Regions from separate parts of the Mus musculus genome. Here region 1 is linked to region 2. The links are chromatin loops, found by intact Hi-C in ENCODE. Cell type or tissue: left cerebral cortex. All regions are shown on one strand.

Region 1 (5,000 bases), 60 kb after region 2:
CTGGCAAGTGAGCCCCAGGCCAGCTCCAGCCAAGACCCTCTTTCAAACCAAACCAACCAACCAACCAAACAAACAAACAAAAAAAGTGTGTATCTACATGCTACATGTGTCTGCATGTGAGTGTGTACATTGTTTTAAGAAAAAAGAAAAGGGCTCATCACATATTAGCTATCAAACTTGAGTACTGTAATCCTGCCTCCCTCCGAGGGCTGGGCCCAACTCATTCATATAACTCCTTACATTTAGTTTAAGACTTCATATGAATTAACAATGTTGTCACGTTTCTACCTACACACCACTGGCTAATATGATTTCTTGGTTGTTGTTAGACCTGAACTCACTATGTAGCACAAGCCAGTCTCAAATCTGCTGTGATAGTCTAGCCTCAGGATCAGCACCTGAGCCCTGGAACAGAGGGCCCCTTTGCTGTCTGAGAAAAGGCTTTCCCTTAACTATTAAGAGGGTTAAAACTGGCCTGGTGGTGGCACACGCCTTTAATCTCAGCACTCGGGAGGCAGAGGCAGGAGGATTTCTGAGTTCGAGGCCAGCCTGGTCTACAAAGTGAGTTCCAGGACAGCCAGGGCTATACAGAGAAACCCTGTCTCAAAAAACTAAAAAAAAAGAAAAGAAAAAAAAGAACTGAACCTATAGCTCTGTGGCAGAAGGGTGGCCTAGTGCACAGGAGACCTTGGGTTCAAAGCACAGTACTGCTGAAAATCAAGCCAAATCCTGCCCTTCCTGTCCTCATGGTCTCTCCCAAGGCTTCCTTCCTGCCTTTGTTTAAGCCAGCTTTGTAAATGAAACTTCAAACAAGAGGGGAAAAAGAAATAACCCTCCTGGGGTTATTTCTTGATGGCGGGTGTGGGGGGGGGGAGTAAAGAAAGGGGCAGAAACTGTAATCCAGACTCAATTAATGAGATTTATACTTCAGCATTTCTCTTGTTTATAAAATAGAAAGGAATATTTTTTACTTTACTTATTTTGTGTGTGTGTGTGTGTGTGTGTGTGTGCGCGTGCGCGCGCGCAAGAGAGGACAAGTGGTGGGTGTTGGTACTTCCCCTCTGCCATATGGGTCCTAGGGATTGAACTCAGGCTTGATAGCAAGGCCCTTTGCTAAGTGGGCCATGTAAAGCTCACAGTCTGGTATTTATTTCAATGACTGAGGGGGGAAAAAAACCTATCTTGAGACGATGAGAATCGGCATTTGCATATATATACTCTGTTAAATTATATCCGATTTTGAAGGTATATAAAGAAGCTCTTGGAGATGAGGAAAGGTGACTGAGGAAGACCATGAGAATAACGTCGTTCATTTGAAAATATCTGCTCATCAGACACCAATCACCATCCTACGTGCCAAGGAAATAAGGACACAGGGTTTGCTGTCTTTTGAGAAACCAGTCCAGTGAAGAGAGGTAAAATTAGCACTTCTGGGAAAGAGCAGCAGGAGGTTCTCAAGTTCGTGGCCAGCCTGTACCACACAGTGAGACCACGTGATTGTAATTTGGCTAACCACTCATTCACAGACACATGACAGTAGAACGAAAGAATCGAAGGTCAGGGGCAAAACAGATAAATGACAGACAAACAGACAAAGTGATGCCCTAGGAATTTAAGACTGCATCGAGAAAATGGGCGGGGAGGGGGCATAGGGTCCCTGACTGACATGACCATTAAGTCCATCACCAGCCTTAAGAGCCCAGATGGGTTGGGGTGAAAGGCTCCCCACACACCAACCCCATCTTGCTTACCCCCATCCCTCCAAGCCGGGCTCTTGCACACCTGCCCTCTCCAGGCCTGGGTTACCTGGGGAAGAACTGGGTTGGCCTCTGACCCTCAAATGGAAGTTACTCTGGGCAGCTGCCTGAGGCGCTCAGCGCTCTTTGGGGCAACGAGATGCAAAAGGTCAATAGACACGAACTCGTCTCTAGGATCCTTACAACTTGTGAAGCCACGGGTGCAGCTGGGAGGGATCAGACAGTGGGGTGACCCCAGGGCCTTGCGCGGCCCGCTCGTGACACGGTCACTGACCTTTCCACAGGGGTTTCCCAGGGCCAGGGGCCGGAGGAGGGATTGCGACGACCCGCGCCCCGCACCCAACACCTCTCCCAGTCAGCCGGCTGCGCGCGGCGGAGCGCAGAGTAACCAAGGGCGACCAGGAGGCCGCCATCTTGAGCTCCGTACAGGGAGGAAAACTTTATTGTAACCCAGAAGACGCGACGGAGCAGCCGGGTGCTGTGGCGCTCCAGGAGGCCACGCCTGAAAATGAGAGAGCGTTAAAGAGAGATGACCTCAAGCTTAGAAAGGCTGCAACGCCTGCCCTTCACGCCTTCCGGTGGGCCTTGGGACTACAAGTCCCGAGAGGCCTCGCGCCTTGAGGGGGCGTGTCCTGACAGTCGCGGGTGCGCCCCACCCCGCTGAGAGGCGGCTAGAACCAACTCTCCACCCCGCCCCCACTGAAACCCTAGTTCTCCAGGCCTGAGAAACCAATTGTAGCTTGTAGTAATAATCGTGAACCTTCTAAGACCGCATAATATGAAGGTGACCAAGAGGTATATATTATACCTCGTCCAATCTGCTATAATATAGCCTCAATTTACTTTTCTTTCGGTGTCCAACGTGTCTCTGAAGGGTACCTGAAATGTGTTTCTGCCACTTTCTGTTTGAGCTGTTGAGTAATAGAAATTATCTTCTATATAGCACATGTTTTCATGCTTTGAAGAAGCTTATAAGTGGGACAGGAAAGCCAAAGGGCCCAGACTGACAGCTGGTGGATGTGGCAGTCATGGGATGGTGTGACCACTTGAATTTGCGACTGCCCTCATTTGAGGCTGGCGACCCTTTGGCTAGATGAACGCTGCAGCTAAAGACAATAGTGGGATCAAGGAGAGAGCACTGTTGTGGAGGAGTACGGAGATTATATTTTTGTCTAGGTGTGTGTGTCCTATATTGAAAGCGATTCTTCTGGAGGCCAGAAGTGGGCATTGATCCCCCCAGAGCTGGCTGAGATTAAAGGCAGCTGTGGGCCACTCAACGTGGGTGCTACGAACCAAACCCTTGTCGGCTGCATAAGTTACACATTATTTAAACAGTTGAGCCACTTCTCTAGTCCATACAAGATTAACTTTTAACAAAAGACAAAGACCTTCCCAGGGGTTGTCGGGTGGTGTTCAGCTGATAGAGTGTTTGCCTAGTTAGCAGGAAGCCCAAGATTCACCAGTCTGGGAAGAAAAAGCACAAACAGCAATCCTAGCATTTGGGAAATGTAGACAGCAGGGTTAGAAGTCCAACTACATAGTTACATCCTTAAAAATAAATAAAACAACAACAACAACAACAAAAAAGTAAACCCTTCAACCGTGGATCATATCTAAAAGACCTGAACATTTAGCTGGGAATTATGGAAAACAAGAAAGTCTAGCATTCCTAGGAAGGAGGAAACAAAGTTTCAATTGTGTGACCAAAAAAGAGAACACTAAGAAGAATTCCAGGAAACCAAATTGTGGTCACCAGAAGAGGAATTCTGAAGAAACAGGAAATGGAAGGTGTAGTATGGCAGAGTAACTTCAAGCCTTTTCTCTGCTAATATGTCAAAGTATGTACCCACCCCGATGGGACTGAAGATAGTCTAAAGAGACACTTGTGTCTTCTTTCCCTTTGGCTATTGCACTACTGAAACAATGGCCCTAAGAAATCAAACTGCTCCCAAGAATCCCACGCTGGGACAAGGAAAAGGTTGAAGCCTGGTGCCAACCAGAAAAGGGAGAAGCTGGGCTCCCGGAAGTGACGTCACACGGTTCAGACAGTGCAGAACCAGCTTGTAGGACACACTGGAGCTGGGCAATGGTGGGCCAGTGATGCACAGGTCACACCTGACCTGGACGGCTGAGTTGTTGTACCTCTTTCCTACGACTTAAACCCAAGCTTCCAGTCAGGATCTCAAAGATGGATTTGGATCTCTCTCTCTCTCTCTCTCTCTCTCTCTCTCTCTCTCTCTCTCCCCCCTCCCTCCCTCCCTCCCTTCTTCCCTCTCCAAGCTCTGACCAGAACAACCGTATCTGCTGATGTACACATCCAGTCTTGGAACTCTAGCTCCATAGACCAGGCTGGCCTTGAACTCAAAGAGATCTGCCTACCTCTGCCTCCTGAGTGCTAGGATAGAAAAAGTGTGCCGCCCCGCTCGCTGCCTGGCTGAAGCAACCTGTTTTTAAATTTTTTTTAGGTTTATGAGTGTTTTGCCAGCATACATAGCTATGTATCACATGTGTGCCTAGTACCTAAGGAGACTGGAAGAAGGCACCAAATCTCCTGGAACTGAAGATGGATGGTTGCGAGCCTCTGCATGTGTATTGGGAGTTGAACCCAGGTCCTCTTGACAGAGCAGTCCATGTGCTCTTAACTGTTCCGCTGTCTCTCCTGCTCACAAGCTGGTTTTTTTAAAAAGGTCTTCCACTACCCAGAACTGAAATAAATAAATAAGTCTCACACAGCACTCCCAATTTTATATTCTCGTCTTATATAAAATTATAATTTCACACAACACTGCCAATTTTATGTTCTCCACAACACTCAACACCATATGGTACCTACTGTATAGTCTACACACTACAGAGCCTGAACTGAAGGTGCTGTGCACAGTAGGTAAACAGTGACACTTCAGCCTCAGACCACAACACTGTGCGTTGCTAGGTGATTAGTTTATTATCTGCTCTTCCAAGAACTGAGGCTCCCTGTGCTTGGTATGCTCACAGCTGTGTCCCCAGACCTGGAATCACGTCTAGCTTATAAGGATTTTTTTTTTAAACTGAAAGAGTAATTTCAGTAAAAATACAAAGTGTACTGTTTAAAGGACCTGAGGGGTTGTTACGGAAAACTGGAAAGTGTTGCAGAGTCACCCATGATTCTTAATGCCACTGCTGGGAAGGGGACATGGAGGGAGCCCAGCATCCACACTGGAGAATGTGGGGTGTGTGGTCCCTTTCTACCACCCACCCCCCCCC
Region 2 (5,000 bases):
AGATAATTAAAAGCATGAAAGGCCATCGAACAGTCTTTTAAACTCACACATCCTGTGCTACAAGTCAATCATTCCACCCAGATTATCAAGTGGTTCTATGCTAACTTCTTCATCAAGCACACGTAGGAAACATAGGAAAGTATCCGGAGCATTTAGGAAATCCAATTAATTAGAGCATGAGCAACTCTCTCCTAATCCTACCACCCCCTTCCAACACACACACACACACACACACACACACACACACACACACACACAGAGGCAAGGGAGTAAGAATAACAACGTTAAAATATACAGGATATTTGCAATTCCTAATACCTTTCTGGCAAAGGTCCCTGGAAAGGTGACTTTTAATGGTCATGGGACTTCAGAAATAAGGACAAGTAGCCAGTGAGACATAATCAGCTGCTGTTGAAAATAGAATGATATGACATAGATACTATTGTGCAATTGTTGCACAAAACAATTCAACAGATGGCCCATCACAGAAATAAGCAATTTCATTGTTCTTTTTAAGTGCCTTCTATTACTGTCCATGAATAATCCAAAGGCACTGCAGTCACTTCCAGCATGCCAGCCTCTGCTAACCTTCCAAACACAAATATTCCTGCTAAAGAAAAAAAGAAAAAAAAATAGAAATAAATCCATCCCTAACCAGGATGCTTGGTACAGTGCTTTAAAACAGCCTCTGGCAAAACAAGGAACGCATCATGCAGATTAAACAAGGCATAAAAGAGGGCAGGCGAAACTACGTGAGACAACAGAAACACAGCTACTCGTCTCCTCTAAAATTATTTCTTCTTCAAATCCATAATCAAAAAGTCCACTTATCGGCCACTTTTAAAAGAGGCTGTCACAGTTCACAAAGAAATCAGCAATCAGGGGGCAAACTCTACACACAGCCTAACGCTGGATGAAGACAGGCTGACCGCTGCGGCTGCTGAATGGTCCTTAGATACTCGGGAGAGCAGTACTTGGACTTTCTTTACCAGCACATCTCAAGAACCCGCTCGTTACACTTGCCTCACGTGTACTACTTACTAACGCCTCGCCTTTTTAAATTACTCCCTGGTACAGGATACAGAAACACATGGGAATCTCCCTATTTGATCAGGAAACGACAGGTTACCAACTGACCCCATGTAACACAGCCCCTCAAACCTGAGCTGCACAAGCCTAGCCTGCTTCTCTCTTCCTGCCCAGGACCTTCCTGATGGTGAAGATTTTTCCACCTACCTGAACCAAAGGAAACCTGGAGGGACAGTGAGACAGCAGGGGTTCTTTTTGTCTCAAGCAATGACTTTAAAACATATAACCTAAGAGAAACTGCTGGAAATGCCTTCCTGGAACTTCAAGTGCTCTCTGAAGAAGAAAGAGACTAAGGGGCTCAGTGGGAGCTCAGGATCACGGACAAATTTTGCTCTCACAAAAACATTCATAGAGAAGGTCCTTTTCAAATGCTTAAACACCAGTGGCATTTCTGATGAGGGGACAGAACGAGCTTGCAAAATTCAGCAGGAACTGAATGAACTTTTAAATTCCGTTTTGAAGCCAGGTCTAGCTTTCTCCATACATTTAGTTTACAGTGAAAATCAATGAAATGTGACTCAATATTGGAAAACAAAGGCCGTCCTTTGACGACGTCCACAGTGCTTTTTGGAACAAAAAAAGGAAAAACAGCTTTTGTGCCCCGAGGTTCAGAGCAGAATATTCGGCTGGTTACACGTTACAAAAGCTTAAACCAGAAATGGATGAAACAGACAGACAGTCAGGGTTTGTGGTCGAGTTCCACTTAGCTGTTTTTACATTATAGGGTGTTATTGTGCTAGCTGAGAAAATTAACTTGGAGGCGCTATGACTAATTAATAAAGCAGGAGTCACCCAGTGCAGCTGGATGCCAGTGTAGACTCTTTGATCCTGGCCCTGCACTTGTCCCGCCTTGCTGGGGAACAGTAATTTTACAGTGTAAGTGAACAGAAGACAATTGGCCCCACATTCTTGGAGAGCTGGGGTGTTCAGCGCCCAGCATTTCATTACCATCCGGAACAAAAGACAAGGCTACAGATTACCAATAAGGGTAGTCTGCGAGCAGAGAGTGGGGACATTGCATTACAGAGAAGAGATCTTCATGACCTAGAGTTGCCTTCCATCCTGACGCACTTAAAAAAAAAAAAAAGTAACTCATTTCCATGTGTAAGTGCTTGCGTCTCAGTCACCCACTGATTGGTACCACGCCACGGAGTGACTGACAAACATAAGCATGCATTATCAGTAATTAGTATTAGCACAAAAACAAGCACCTACTTTTTATTAGCAGTTTTTAATGCACTCCTGCTTTGTAAAAAAAAAATGGCTAACAGCATCTGTTGAAGGATATTGATACTTTACGGAGAATTTACACAGAGGTCTGCTCATCAAAATGCTTTTTAAAAAATACTACATTAGGAAGGCATGTCTTCCCTCAGGAATCTGAAGTCCTCAGAATCATAAGCAGTTTAGCGTATTCAAAGACTAAGTAAGTGGTTTAACAGGTAACATATTCAAAGACAATACAATAAATATTTGAAAGAAAATCTTAAGAACAGGGTATTCTTTTATTTCAGCATCTAAAACACACTTAAGGAAAAGAAAAAAATAAAGCCTATGCAGACACATCCCTCAGCCAAGCTAAGCAGCATGTCTGCATGTCACACTTGGTAAGGATGACGACGAGAGAATTTGCACTGCAAAATCTGAGCTAAATCCTGCTGAGACAGCACCTTAAACCCTCCTTAAATTCAGGAGCACAGGTAGACGGGCCCTTGCTTCTAAGCAGCAATAATTTCCATTTATCTCCTTATAAAATAGGCACCACATTCATTCCCTCCACCCCAAAGGCCAATCACAAGGACCGAAACCAGCAACACTAATGAATGACAGGGTTCAGTTTTAAGAGGGAAGTAGCAGCTGCAGATACACTGGCACTAAGAATAAAGCTCCAAAAAATTCTCTCTTAATAAATCCAGCAAGTGTCATACTAGGTTTAAGGCTGACTAAATTAAAACATCGACCAAAACCACGCCTTACGAGATATTTAAACACATGATACAAGACTTTGTATACTAAGGAAAATACATAACTTAGCTGCTCCAAGTCGGGGCAAGGATGCTGGATTTAAGCTGCATTACCTCTATGCCCATCAATTTGTCACATCACCTCTCTGGCCATTTCCTCATCGATATAATGAAAGCAGCAACAATACTTAGTTGTAAAGCTTTAGTAAGACATATGTTAAAGTCTCAAGAAACATTAGCTAGGGTTAATATATATATATATATATGTTATATACACTCCATAGTAGTAACACATTGCTATATAGACTCTTGATTGTAAACGGAAGGATAGATATCACGTACAATACATAGGCATTAGGATTGGCAGTTAAGAGTAATTCTTGTTAATCTAGAGGACCCCAGCTCAGTTCCCAGAACCCAGGCAAGGAAGCTCATAGCTGCCTATAACTCCAGCTCCAGGGGATCCATGATTCCTTCTTACAGTCAACCAATTTATGTGCATACATGTATACAATTAAAACTAAAATAAAGCTTTTGTTTAGAAGGAGGAGAAGGAGGAGGAGGAGAAAAAGAAGAAGGGGAAGAGGAAGAAGAAGGAGAAGAAGGAGAAGAAGAGGAGGAGGAGGAGGAGGAGGAGGAGGAAGAAGATGATGATGATCATAGAGGCCAGACAGGATGGAGCATACTTTGAATCCCTGCATTCAGGAGGCAGAGGCAAATAGATCTGTGTGAGTTTGAAGCCAGCCTGGTCTACAAAACAAGTTCCAGAAGAGTCAGAGCTACATAGAGAGGCCTTGTCACAACAAAACAAAAACAAACAACAAAAACACATAAGCACATAGAAAACACCCAGTAAACATCACCCAACAGTACCCAACAGTATGGGACATACATAAGGAGCTGAGACGCAGCCTGTGGCGGAGTTGTCTAGCATGCAAGAGGCCTTACTGACCATCTCTAGCACCCCTAAAAACAACAACAAAAAGATAAAGACTATATATGACAGATTGAATGTAACATCCCAATAAATAAATAAGCAATACCTCAAACATTTCATAAAAGACTAATTTAACTAGTAAGTAAACAATTGAGAAAATTTATATTGATGCACAAATAATATAAATCAATAAGATACCATTTGCATCTATTAACAATTAAAAATTATCAGAAAATTCAAGACATTGACAGGAGAAAATGTGGGCTGAAGTTTAAGTTTTGGGGATCAACAATACTGATTTTGCTTGAGAGGTGCTAGACACAAAGGTAGTAATGTTTATTAGGGACTGCTGTAAGCAAAGCTTACTGGGCCATTCTGGTGGGGTTCTGGAAGACCAGGACGACAAAACATGGACAGTAAGGACTGTTCATGAGGTTTAGGCAAAAAGGACCCCATGTGGGAAATGAGCTAGAGGCTGTTTGTGTTAGAGTCTGGCAAGAATGCAATATGATCTGCTCATGTCCTGAAATGTTCATATTGAAGTGAGGCTGACTTCAAAGCCAGTGGGCGTTTAATTTGTTGTAGGGAAAAAAGTTAACCCAGCCTAGCATTCAACTGTGGCACGGTTATTGTTTGATGCCGGGTTTATAGTGAGAAATCAGCAAAAAAAAAAAAAAACAGAGGCAGATGTAAGAGATAAAAGCTAGGTTCAACTAGGCAAAGAAAAGAATGTGAGCGCATTTAAAGCCGTGGACGAGGGGCTGGATTGACGCTCAACGAAGAGCAGTTGCTGCTCTTGCAGAGACCAGGTTTAGTTCCTACCATCCATGCGGCAGCTTACAACCATCCATAACTGCAGTTCCAGGAAACCTGGTACCCTCTGCAAGCACCAGGCACACATGCAGTGGACTTAAATGCATGCAGGCAAACACTCATTCACTTAAAATAAAAATAAATCTTTTTTAAAAAAACAGCAGGGGAGGCTGAAGGGATAGCTCAATGGTTGAGCA

The links. A loop is a pair of places that touch in the nucleus more often than their neighbours do. Peaks named below come from ENCODE experiments on the same cell type or tissue, not always from the same donor. Only the 100,000 strongest peaks of a DNase experiment are listed, where the experiment ranks them.
Region 1: it touches region 2 in a loop (1.9-fold over the local background); 1 of 42 quality-filtered maps calls a loop at or near these places.

The regions. Positions count from the first base shown.
Region 1 is chr10:42,476,232-42,481,231 of GRCm38, forward strand. Afg1l (AFG1 like ATPase) reads right to left here and starts at 2,334. Exons shown (of 13, transcript NM_145743.2): 1 at 2,032-2,334. The coding sequence starts at 2,170. In left cerebral cortex, CTCF peaks have their summits at 1,026 and 2,330; DNase peaks (open chromatin) are centred at 1,496, 2,339 and 4,437; H3K4me3 peaks cover 1,590 bases; H3K27ac peaks cover 1,908 bases.
Region 2 is chr10:42,415,803-42,420,802 of GRCm38, forward strand. All of the region lies in intron 5 of Afg1l (AFG1 like ATPase), which reads right to left. Among named protein-coding and RNA genes, the nearest start is that of Afg1l, 60 kb to the right of the region's middle. In left cerebral cortex, no CTCF peak of the experiment used is centred here; a DNase peak (open chromatin) is centred at 1,994; H3K27ac peaks cover 1,025 bases.